Regions from separate parts of the Homo sapiens genome. Here all the other regions are linked to region 2. The links are chromatin contacts, found by Hi-C or POLR2A ChIA-PET in ENCODE. All regions are on one chromosome and are shown on one strand. The core of a region is the stretch at or near the end of the contact, and the rest is flanking DNA. Distances in the headings are between cores, read along the strand shown. Region 1 holds the start of TUBB6 (tubulin beta 6 class V). Region 2 holds the start of CEP192 (centrosomal protein 192). Region 3 holds the start of PRELID3A (PRELI domain containing 3A).

Region 1 (3,806 bases), core at 363-2,862, 680 kb before region 2:
CCCAAGGGCTAGCACTGAAAGGGTGGCTATTTCAGCAAACGACCAAAGCTTCTAAAGTAGACACTTTCTTTTAAACCACTTGATGGCTGGATTTCTTAGAGAGAGAGACTAAAGCTGGAGGAAGGGTTCTTCCAGGGATGGCACAGGCCCTCCGCTCTCGGGCTCCCCACACTAGACTTCGGGCCGGCAGGATGGGTTAAGGTAGCACTCGTTGGAGTCAATAATTAAGCAATGGAAACAAACAGCCTAAATAAGGGTGTTGAGGACTCAGGAGAAGGTGGCTGATTAATCTCAGGCTCATAGTTTGAAATGGGAGCGCAGGGGCTGGGCTGTGGCCTCCTCATCTGCTCCCTGGGCGTGTGGCTGTGTAAAGAGGTGTGGGGACCCACAAGAAGGCCGAGGAGCAGCACTGGGGTGGAGAGAGCAGTGGGGAGGCGGGGACCCAAGGGTTAAAAAAAAAAATTCCTCAATTTGGAAACATTTGCAAAACTCCAGAAGAAAAACTTTTAAAAGTTCTCCACTCCCTTCCAAACGTACAAACATGCACACACACAATTAGGAATTTCCCAAAGTTTTCATCTGTCTAAAAAGAAAGTGCCAGTGCAAATTACAGAACATCGTCGCTTCCTCATGTGCGGCGTTTCTACGGGCCTGGGAGGGGACGCAGAGGCTACCCCGGTGGTCCCAGCCTGCAGCGTTCACGTGAGGAAACTTCCGCAAAAGCCCTGATGCATGCACATTCTGACTGCAGAGGCCAGAGCATCCCGCATTTTGGAGGCTGAAAGGCTCCCCTAGGATAACCTTTTCCGTTAACAGAGGAGTCCGCTGAAGCGCAGAGCTAACTGAAAACAGCTAGAATTAAAATCCAAGTCACCCGGCCGGCATCAGCAGTCATTCCTTTCCACCACACAAAACTGGCCAGGAAGACGGACTCTGGCGCGCCCTCCCAGGCCGAAGCGCATTTCTTCGCTAACGCGCGAGGAGTAGGCTGCATAGACCCGGCGCAGGAGGTGTTCATTTTCGGATCCAGCCCTGTAGTCACTTTAGCTAAACCCGGTTCCAAAGGGGTGGGAGTCGTCGGAGAGGAATGGCCTCTGTATCTCCGGAGACGGAAACACCAGGACGAAGAGGCCCTAAGAACGTGTGCCCGGGGTGCGACCGGGGGGTGGGGGGCAGGGGGCAGAGACCCTGAAAAGCTCCACCGCCGAACCCCAGGGCAGTGTCCCGGCTTGGCTGGACTGGGCGCGGGCGGCTGCAATGCTCCCGGGCGCGGCGCTGGGACCCCGCGGGCCACGTCGGCTCCGCTGCCCCGACGCCAGGGCCCGACTCGCGTCTCCCTCTGGCGGGGCACCACAAGGGGCAGCGAAACGGTGGTGGGGGCGGGCGCCGCGCTCCTTCCCGTCTCCTCCCCGCCAGCTCCGGGCCCGTCCTTTTCCGCCCGGCTCCCGGCAAGGGTCCCCCGACTGGCGCCCGCGCGTCCTCCCTCGGCTGCTGCAGGCCGGGCCGCGGCGTCGAGCGGGGGCGGCGGGGCGGGGCCCGCAGCCATTGGCGAGCGGCGGGGCGGGGGCGGGGGCGCGGAGGGTCGGCCCCGGGACGCGCGCAGCCGGCCCGCAGTTGCCGCTGTCGTCCGCAGAGCCAGTTCCTAGCGCAGAGCCGCGCCCGCCATGAGGGAGATCGTGCACATCCAGGCGGGCCAGTGCGGGAACCAGATCGGCACCAAGGTGGGCCTGGCGCGGTGCAGGGCCTCTCCGCGGGTCGGCTGCTGGCGGGCCCCGGGTCTCCCGGCGCGACCCCCGCCGGGGCGCGCACCCGCTGTGCGCCCCTGGGTCCTCGGAGCCCGGTGCGGACCCGCGAGGGCCGCAGGGAGGGAGCGCCCGGGGCGTGGCCGGCCGGGGACCTTCTACTCTTCGCTCCCCACCCCCATCCCAACTGGGAGCGGCTGCCGGCGGCTCAGGCGCGCCTGGAATTCGGCCGCCGGGGCGCCTGGGGTGGGCGCGGGTGGCGGCGTCCCGGGCTCTGGGTTCTGAGCGTCTGTCCCCCCGCCTTGCCCTGCCCAAGTTTTGGGAAGTGATCAGCGATGAGCACGGCATCGACCCGGCCGGAGGCTACGTGGGAGACTCGGCGCTGCAGCTGGAGAGAATCAACGTCTACTACAATGAGTCATCGTGTGAGTAGCAAGGCCGCCGCGCCCTGCCCGGCCGGGACCCGCGTGGACGCTCCGGCGCCGCCTCTTAGCGCGGCGAGTTTGCTTCGGGAAAAGTTCTCTCGGGGTGTAGCAGGATGCCCGGCCACTCCCTTCGCTCCTCCGGGGCGGGAAATCCGCCGTCAGTTTATTCAAACAGCTCGATTCAGCCTATCCTGAGGGTCTGAGCGCTTGAACGGGACCACCCGTTAGCGTTGTGAAATCAACGTAGCGGTTCCTGCCCAGCCTTCTCTGTCTAGCCGGGCGCGGTGGCTCAAGCCTCTAATCCCAGCGCTTTGGGAGGCCGAGACTGGAGGATCATTTGGGGCCAGGAGTTCAGGACCAGCCTGGGCAGCATAGGAGACCACCCCCCGCCCCCCTCCCGCCCCGATCTCTACAACAATTTTAAAATTAGCCGGGCTTGGTGGCCCACCCCTGTAGTACCAGTTAACTGAGGGCTTGAGCTCAGGAGGTCGAGGCTGCAGTGAGCTGTGATCGCGCCACTGCACTCCAGCCTGGGTGACAGAGCGAGACCCTGTTAGAATAAATTAGAGCGTTTCTCAAGGATCCTTGGGAAAAACAAAGCTTCCCCCCCCCCCCCCCCAGTTTAAAACGTATCTCTTATTGGGGATTCTTGGCTAAAAATTTGAGAAACGCTCTCTTAAGTGACTTTTCTGGTCCCTTGCAGACCTCTAAAAAGACTTTAACCTCCCTGGAAGCTGAAACTCCAGGCAGTTCTCAGCAACGAGTGGAGTTTTATTCATTTACGCAGCAATGACAAAAGGCTGGGAACATCAGGGCATGGAAGATGAAATTTCTAGAGGACACTAAGGATAGTTCCAGTATACACTGCACTTCATGTTAATCCCTCACCCAGCTTGGGTACATCCATTTTCGATCTTGGCGAGTGCACTGCAGGACAGGAGTTGAAGAGCAGGTCCTATCTGGAATCATATTAACCGTGTCCTCACCGGGAACAAGTTCTAGCCCAATTGGCATGAAATTTCCACACAAGAACACTCTGACTCAAAATGAGAGTGACTCTGGGGAAACAGCCAGTGGCGTGCTCCGGGTAACAAGGTTCTCAGACTGCACATGGGCACATGTATGTGTATGCATGGGGGAGGTGTCACAAAGCAGAGAATTTCATCCAAACCTGGCAATTTGCTGTAAATACCTAGTTTATTTCCATGGAGCTAAAGTTGTAAAACTTCCTAACAGGAAAGAGGTGTCAGGGTGAGCTGGAAAATACAGTAGGCAGGAAGTCAGGGGACTTGATTTCTCATCCTGCCTCTTCCTGGAACCTCCTCTGCCAGGTCATGCCTGGACTCGTTCCTCATTCCAGTGTTAAGGTTCTAGGATTTTTTTTCTTTCTTTTTTTTAAGAGACAGGGTTTCGGCCAGGCACGGTGGCTCACCCCTGTAATCCCAGCACTTTGGGAGGCCGAGGTGGGCAGATCACAAGGTCAGGAGATCGAGACCATCCTGGCTAACACGGTGAAACCCCATCTCTACTGAAAATACAAAAAAAATTAGCCGGGCGTGGTGGTGGGCACCTGTGGTCCCAGCTACTTGGGAGGCTGAGGCAGGAGAATGGCATGAACCCAGGAGGCGGAGCTTGCAGT
Region 2 (3,635 bases), core at 1,020-3,519:
CTACTGGGACATTAACCTGAAATCATACCTTGTGGTTACATTGTAGAAGGTTTTGAGTATTGGCTGAGGCATACCACTTTAAGCAGTTGGTAAAAGGGGAGCTGAGAGATGTCTGAACTTAAAACTGGATAGGCCTCACTTCTAATTCCCTGGGAGGCACCCTGGTCATGGGGCCTCTGCAGGCTCTACTCAGTGTCTAAAGAGATTTGGAAATCACAGTGGGAGTTCTGTTCCTCCTTTCCAGTTGGCAAGTGAGGTGAGATACTGAGGTATAAGATAATAGCTAATGTTTGTTGAGTATTTCCATGGGCCATTATTTTTCTAGATACCTTACAGAAGTAGCTTTAAATCCTCACAGTAAGCCTCTGAGGCAAGCGCTTTAATTATCCCCACTTTACAGACAAGGAAACCGGCTGGTTAAAGCTACTTGCCCAAGGCTACACAGTTTGGAAGAGGGAGGTAGAGCCAGGATTCAGATCCAGGCAGCCTGGCGTCAGAGTCCAGGCTCTCCTGCTGCCGAGACTCTGAATCAGAGATCTCTGTTAATAGAGTCCTATCAGGTTACTGAGTGTTGTGGGGAGTGCTGTGGTGACTTGAGGATATTTATGGAGGAAGGACATTTATTAACAAGGATCTGGTGTGAGTGACAGTCCGGAACCTGTAGACACATTTAAGCAGTTCACCTCCAATGTGTGACCGCTTTGTAGAAAAAGAGGTTAAGAGAGGTCAGCTCTAGGGCTGAGCATTTGGCTTACTTTTTTGGGATTCAGAAAATCTTGAGATTTTCTGCATTTATCTTTGCTCACTGAGTGTGGACAAAGGTAGAATAAAGGTAATTACTCTTTGCAAATACCAAGGCTGCAGGGTTCCAAGAAGAGGTGTCGAACTGTGGAGATATCACTGAGTTTGACAATTAGGAGTCTATTCCTGATAAAGTTTTAAGGACCCAGCTAGACACCATGAAATGCGTCAAAATAAGGTGTAAAAAGTGGAAGCCTGGCTTCCTCTATGGAAAAAAAAGTGGAGACCATTAAGGGAAGGAAACAAGAATGGTCATTAGGTGATGAAACAGAATCAAGGAAGGGGTGTGTGTGGGTGTGTGGTTTGAGTGGTGTTTGTGTGTGGAGGGTGTGTGTGGTGTGTGGGTGATGTGTATGTGGGTGTGTGTTGTGTATGGATGTGTGTATACGTGTCACACACGTGTGTGTGGTGCATATGTGGGTGTGTGTGGTTTGTGGTGTGAGTGGTGTGTGTGGTGTATGGGTGTGTGGTGTGTGTGTTTGGGTAGAGAGGTGCTGCATTTTTGTAGGCAGAGAGAAGGAAACCAGTGGAGAGGATATCCAAGAATGACAGGTGAGCCATGTTTGCAGGAGGTAGAAAGTGGTCAAGTAAACAGACGTCTTTCCCCACCAAGTAACCTCAGGTCTAGGGACTTCTAAACTTTGCGTTTTCCCTCTTCTTTCCTCCAAGGTGCGCCGGACATCTTTCAGTAACTTGAACGAAGTTAAGGAGTTAGCTTTGGAAAAGAGGGACTCTTTTCCCTCTGTGACTATATGGAATAAATTTTGAGATAAGGGACCTTACTGAAAAAGACTGAGATACATTTTGAGTGAAAGGCATGGTCTCAGTGAAGTAGTTAAGGGCCTGTGCCGAGCAGATGGCGGTGATGGGTTTTGTGGCCTAAGAAGGATGGAGAAAAGTAGGAAGCAATCGAGACAAAGCCTACTCTGTCACAAAGAGGCGACTAGATGTGGCGAAATGTCATGAAACTTGGATCCCGAGGAATTAGCTGATTGAAGGTGAAACCTGACGCCTTTCAGCGCCTACCAACAGGAAAGGTCTGCATCTGCCCACGGAAGGACGAAACCTATCGGGGGGGATTTGTTGGCGGGGGATACTTCTTTGCGCATAGAGTGACTGGCGGTGCCCTGGAGACCCAAACTGAATAAAGTAAGCATTATTTTCAAATTCGCCAAGACCTTGAAGGCGGCGCCAACGGGAGCCGTCCCCCGGGTCCCACGCAGCGCAGAGCTCCATTTCCTCCTCCGGACTCGCAGGGCGCGCGGCTTCCTCGCTTCAAATCCAGGAACGCGCTGTCCCCACCAATCACCGGGCTTCTTCCCGCCCCATGTCTTCCCGCTGTCCAATCAAAAGCCAGCTCAGTCTCCTCCCCTTGCCTGGTGCCGCGAACAGACGTAAACCAGAGGCGGGCGCGGTACGGCCGTTCCGGGCTCCAGCCGGTGCGGGGGCCACGCGCACGCGCACTTGCAGTGCCCTGGGACACCTCTTCAGTCCGTGGACTTTCCCGCTGCACACTGCCCTCCGAAGTCGGGGACGCGGGCTCGGTGAGGGGGGACGCTGGTGCCTCGGCCTGCGCCTAGGCGGGAGGCAGACGCATGCACCTTTGGCCTACGTTTCGGCTGCCGGACCGACGGGACAGTGACGGTTGGGCCGGGTGGGGGCGCAGGCTGTGGGGCGGCCTCAGGGCGCGAGCAAGGGGACTGCCGCGCTTCCCGCGCCTCTGCGCCTGGCGCAGCCTCTGAGCTGAGCTCCGCCTGGTTGGGATTAATTGCACGCCTCTGTGTCATCGGGCTTTGGCCGGGCGTGATGAGACAGACTGTTAGGGGATCACGTCCTTCTTTCCTCCCCTCTTGTCTGGGGACTTCCACCTCTTGAGGGACAGGCCCTCTCCGTGCTACCCTCTGGAGTTTCTTGCAGTGTGCTTGTGAAGTGACCGGTGATGTTTCCTTTATGTGCCCTGTGATGGGCGGTTCTGTTCCTCCTTTTTGTTTAAAATTCTGACCCAGGAAGTAACCTTGTTAACTTAACTTAATGCCCTTGTCTTCCGTTTACTCACTTGATTTGGTTTCTGCTAGGTTGCGTTCATTTATTCCTAATAGTTTACCTACATTCCTTGCCTATGATTTCATTATCAACAGAACGTGAAATGAGACGAATGTTAATACACTCTACTTTTACTTTGCTGTTACTTTCAGAGTTTGTTTAGTAAAACATGAGGACCTCTTCAAGTCAGTCGTTTGGAGAACAGCTGTTTATATGACCATATTTCCATTTGCTCTTACTATTTTGAGGTCATTCGACTGGCGTTTTTACTGCTCCAAAATCAACTTTTTCTCCAAATTTCAGTTTTCTAGGCAAAAACGGCAAGCCTTGAACAATAATATACCAAATGCCTACCTAGTTTTAAAGTATATCTTAAAGTGCCAAGAGTAAATGATGAGTTTTGGGGAAGTTTGACTCGGCTTTGGGTTCCACGGCGTGTGCTTTTAAATGTGTTTAATTGTATACATAGACCTACGATTAATGACTATAGTCAGTAATCTTTTATGTACCTAGGAATGTAATTAGTGAGTCCAGATGTGAAATTTGAGGTCACTACTTTAAGGAAATAGCAAGAGAAATTGCAAATATAGCCACTCAGTTCAAATAGGATAGAAGAAAAATATTGTCTTCACTTGAGATGATGGAGGAGGGGTGGGTAATGCAATAATGTGAGAAATTAAAGGAAATTTCCTTTAGGAATGTGTTATGTCCATGAATGGTTTACAAGTGTAATCTTTTCTGGAGAAGAGACTAGGTATTAGGTTACATCTTGAGGAATCTTCCCGTGGGTT
Region 3 (3,953 bases), core at 191-2,690, 580 kb before region 2:
TGCTCTTCCACTTCCCTGCCTCACTGCACAAATGCGCTCCCCACGCCCACGGACGCCCCAGGGGCGCCAGGCGCTGCTCTAGGCTGAGACTCAGCCGACTCAGACAAGGGCCCTGCCCTCTCGCCCTATCTCATCCTGGAGAAGAGTACCCTCTTCTTAGAACAAGCATCTCACTTCCGTGCACTTCAACTTCGTTTGTGGCAGTGCAGGGTACTTTGCAAAGCTAAAAAGTAGTTTATGCGAAAGGGAGACTCTTTTTCCTTAGAGGATTTGCCAAGTTGTAATCACAAATTCTTTTTGAGATACACGTACATTTTTTTAAAGCTAAATAAGATTTCCCCCCAGTTTTATAACTCAAGAATGTATTTTCTCAAGGACTTGGGAGTCATCTCTTTGAAATGTCATCCCCGTCTCCCAGTTTTGTGGGAGGGTAGGAGCCCAGCTACCAGAGAGCACCTGGCTTCAAATTGTAAACCTACCTCCTGTCATAAAGGTATGAAAATTCATTTTTCCTTTGGATAAAGGCAATTAGCAAACGCAAATGGCCACTGCATTTACCAATGGCCACTCCATCATCAGGCGAATTTAGGATGAACTCTGCGACAAATGGTGTAGTGGAGTCCCCTCCCCGGAGGGCTGTCTCGTTTACCTCGGGAGCATGCGTGGGGTAGGTTGCATCCTCCCGGCTGTTTGATACAGGCTGAGATTTCTGTCTTTGCAGCCTATTTGGCGGATTGCTTGTGATGCACATCACATGCTGGTTTTGTTTTGTTTTGTTTTGTTTTGTTTTGTTTTGTTTGAGACGGAGTCTCGCTCTGTTGCCCAGGCTGGAGTGCAGTGGCGGGATCTCGGCTCACTGCAAGCTCCGCCTCCCGGGTTCACGCCATTCTCCTGCCTCAGCCTCCCGAGCAGCTGGTACTACAGGCGCCCGCCACCACGCCCGGCTAATTTTTTGTATTTTTAGTAGAGACGGGGTTTCACCGTGTTAGCCAGGATGGTCTTGATCTCCTGACCTCGTGATCCGCCCGCCTCGGCCTCCCAAAGTGCTGGGATTACAGGCGTGAGCCACCGCGCCCGGCCTCACATGCTGGTTTAATGTTTGTTCAAGACCCAAACTGCAGTGGAGTTTTGAGGGTTGGCAGGTTTGTTTTTCATCACACGTCCCCGACAGTACAAACCGGCGTAGCTGGACAGGGCCTTGGGAGAATTTGGACAGTGGGAGTAAGGACGAGCGTCGCCTCCTACGCCCGCGGCATCTGCAGCAAGCGCGCATCGCGCACCCCAGGGTAGCAGCGCAGGTCTGGGGCTGCGCCACAGCCGCGCCCGCAGAGCTATTTTTAGCCGCTGCAGCCAGCCTAGCCACCAGACGGGGTGGGCGGCATCCAAGGGCGCCCCGCCCATCGAGGCCCCGCCCACGCCGCGCCCGGAGCCGCGCGGCCCGAAGCACCCGGCCCGGATCGCAGAGCCCGCGCCCTGCGCCGGCGGCAATGAAGATCTGGAGCTCGGAGCACGTGTTTGGGTGAGGCCGGGCTGAGGGCCGCGGTGGGGCCGTCCAGACGCCGGCTCCTGCTCCCGAGCCCGGCTGGAGCGGTCCAGGAAAGGCCGGACCTCACAGCGGGCCTCGCGGAGATCCCCGCCCCGCGCCGGCCGTTCCCAGACCGCAACTTCGGCGTCCCGGAGAGGGCACGCGCGCTTCCCCGGGACCGCGGTCTGGGCGAGGCTCTGCGCCGGGTACGGCCTCTCCCCCGGCGTGCGCAGGGGCCTGGCTGCAGGCACAGAGGCCCCGCTGGTGGTCGACAGCCAGGGCGGGGGCAGCCGGAGCGGGGGCGGCCGGGGCGGGGGCGGCCGGAGCCGGGGGGGCGGCCGGGGGCCTGGCGCTCGCTGCTCTCCTTGGGGTCGGGAGCAGGGCAGGGGAGAGGCCTGCAAGCTGGCGCCTTTGCTGAGATTGTCATAAACCTTCCGCGCGTTTCACGGAGGGCCCACGGCGGGCTGTGAGCTCTGGAGGAAGCTAAAGGGGCAGAAGGCATTTCGGGGGCCCTGGCTCTGAACTCACTTGTAGGCATGGAAGGCCTCCAAGCTAGCGTGGAAAACCTCGAACTGTTTAAAAATGCTCCCCCGGCACACGGATGGAAGTGGAGGTCATTATCTTAAGTGAAGCCAGGCCCAGAAAGACAAGTATCGCATGTTCCCACTCCTAAGTGGGTGCTTAAGAATGTGTTCACATGGATGTGGAGAGTGGAACGTCAGATGATGGAGACTCTGAAGGGTGAGGGGGTGGGTGCAGGGAGGATAATGAGAATTGCTTAATGGGTGCAAGACACCTTCCCGGGTAATGCATACCCTAGAAGTCCTGACTTGACCACTACGAAATTTATGCATGTAACGAAATTGCACATATACTCCATAGAATTGTGCAAATAAAAAGAAGAAAAAAGTGCCCTCCTAACCTAAGTGGTATCTTTTCCTTAAGTCAGTGATCTGTGACACACTGAAATTATTCTTTAATGTTTATTTACAGCAACAAAGATTTTTTAATTATCTGACCTCACTTAAGCATTAAATATTTTATTTTGGGGGGAAAAAAAGTACTGCGTGGAAGGAAATTGTCATCCTTTGACTCTTTTTATTTATTTTTTTCGAGACAGAGTCTCATTCTGTCACCCAGGCTGGGTTTTTTTTTTTTTTTTTTTTTTTTTGAGACATAGGCTCGCTGGGTCACCCAGGTTGGAGTGCAATGGCGCGATCTTGGCTCACTGTAACCTCCCCCTCCTGGGTTCAAGTGATTCTCGTGCCTCAGCCTCCTGAGTAGCTGGGACTACAGGTGTGGGCCATCACGCCCGGCTAATTTTTGTATTTTTAGTAGAAACAGGGTTTCGCCATGTTGGCCAGGCTGGTCTCGAGCTCCTGACCTCAGGTGATCCACCCGCCTCGGCCTCCCAAAGTGCTGGGATTATAGGTGTGAGCCACCGTGACTGGCCTGACTTTAAACATGTAAAATTATAATAAAAATATATCAAGTGGTTTCAAAACCTCTGAAATTATTTTTCATGAAGTCTTTAGACTTGATGGGATCTAATTTTTTGTATGGCTTGCAGTGTTTCTCAAGTGGGTTTCCATCAGCAACAAGGATGGGGGCATCACTGAGCCGTCTGGATGCTGTGGACAGTTAAGTCATTGCATACCAGGAGTGCCAGGTGGTTGGGGCTCAGTTTTCTCATGGAATGGCCGAGGTCTGCCCTAGAGGTTTGTGAAATGTCTGTGGACAAGCACAAATGAATAGCTAGCTGTGAAAAATCACAGTTGATGCTTTTGAAAATTGTTGCAGCTGCTAACTCCCATTTATTTTTTTTAAGCTTTACCGAAGGATACTTTACATACCATAAAATTATACACATTTTAAGTGTATAATTCATTAAGTTTTGCTAAGTATGACCATCACACACACAGTCCAGTCTTAGAACACTTCTGTCCTCCTGCAGAGGTGCCCCATGCTCATTAGCTTCACATTTTACCCCATTTTCACCCCTGCCCCAGGCAACCAGGAATCTTTTCTGTTTCTATGAATTTGCCTTGTTGGGACATTGCATGTAAATGTCATCCTGCAATATGGGGTGTTTTGTGTCTGTCTGCTTTCACTTAGCATGATTTTCTTGAGGCTCACCATGTGGTAGAGTGTCAGTATTTCATTTCTCCCATCATTCATTTTGTATTCCTGGCACCCCGCCGGGGCCCGGCGCCTAGCAGGTGCTCGGAAGGGGTGAGGAATCTTACATGGAGATCAGATGTCCTTCCAGGACAGGGGCAGCTATCCACCAAAGGAATCCCGGTCATCCCTGGAGCTGCTGTGGACTAGGTGCTGATTCTCTGCCATAGACTTTTGAACTTGAAAGCAAAGGGCCGTAATGAAGCCTGACAAATGTGGAATGTGGCTGGCCGAGGATGCTGTCATTGGC

Evidence for each region. Hi-C counts contacts between places; a loop is a spot of excess contacts on that map. ChIA-PET counts read pairs that join two places held with the same protein, here RNA polymerase II (POLR2A). Pooled maps may share reads with other maps.
Region 1: a loop to region 2 is called in a pooled map, with 5 times the contacts of the local background. The contact joins the promoter of TUBB6 here to the promoter of CEP192 in region 2. A Hi-C loop is called at or near these places in 6 of 50 pooled maps.
Region 3: a loop to region 2 is called in a pooled map, with 6 times the contacts of the local background. The contact joins the promoter of PRELID3A here to the promoter of CEP192 in region 2. A Hi-C loop is called at or near these places in 8 of 50 pooled maps. POLR2A ChIA-PET finds 5 or more read pairs at or near these places in 5 of 52 experiments (B cell, GM12878, OCI-LY7 and 2 more).

The regions. Positions count from the first base shown.
Region 1 is chr18:12,306,629-12,310,434 of GRCh38, forward strand. TUBB6 (tubulin beta 6 class V) reads left to right here and starts at 1,613. Exons shown (of 4, transcript NM_032525.3): 1 at 1,613-1,721; 2 at 2,059-2,167. The coding sequence starts at 1,665. RefSeq lists silencers at 1,099-1,588, 1,679-1,778, 1,799-2,148.
Region 2 is chr18:12,989,093-12,992,727 of GRCh38, forward strand. CEP192 (centrosomal protein 192) reads left to right here and starts at 2,270. Exons shown (of 45, transcript NM_032142.4): 1 at 2,270-2,345. RefSeq lists enhancers at 589-1,201, 1,592-1,971 and a silencer at 2,452-2,531.
Region 3 is chr18:12,406,489-12,410,441 of GRCh38, forward strand. It overlaps PRELID3A (PRELI domain containing 3A), which reads left to right and starts at 1,441. Exons shown (of 7, transcript NM_001142405.2): 1 at 1,441-1,519. The coding sequence starts at 1,488. RefSeq lists enhancers at 840-1,501, 1,502-2,161, 2,019-2,268 and a silencer at 1,239-1,818.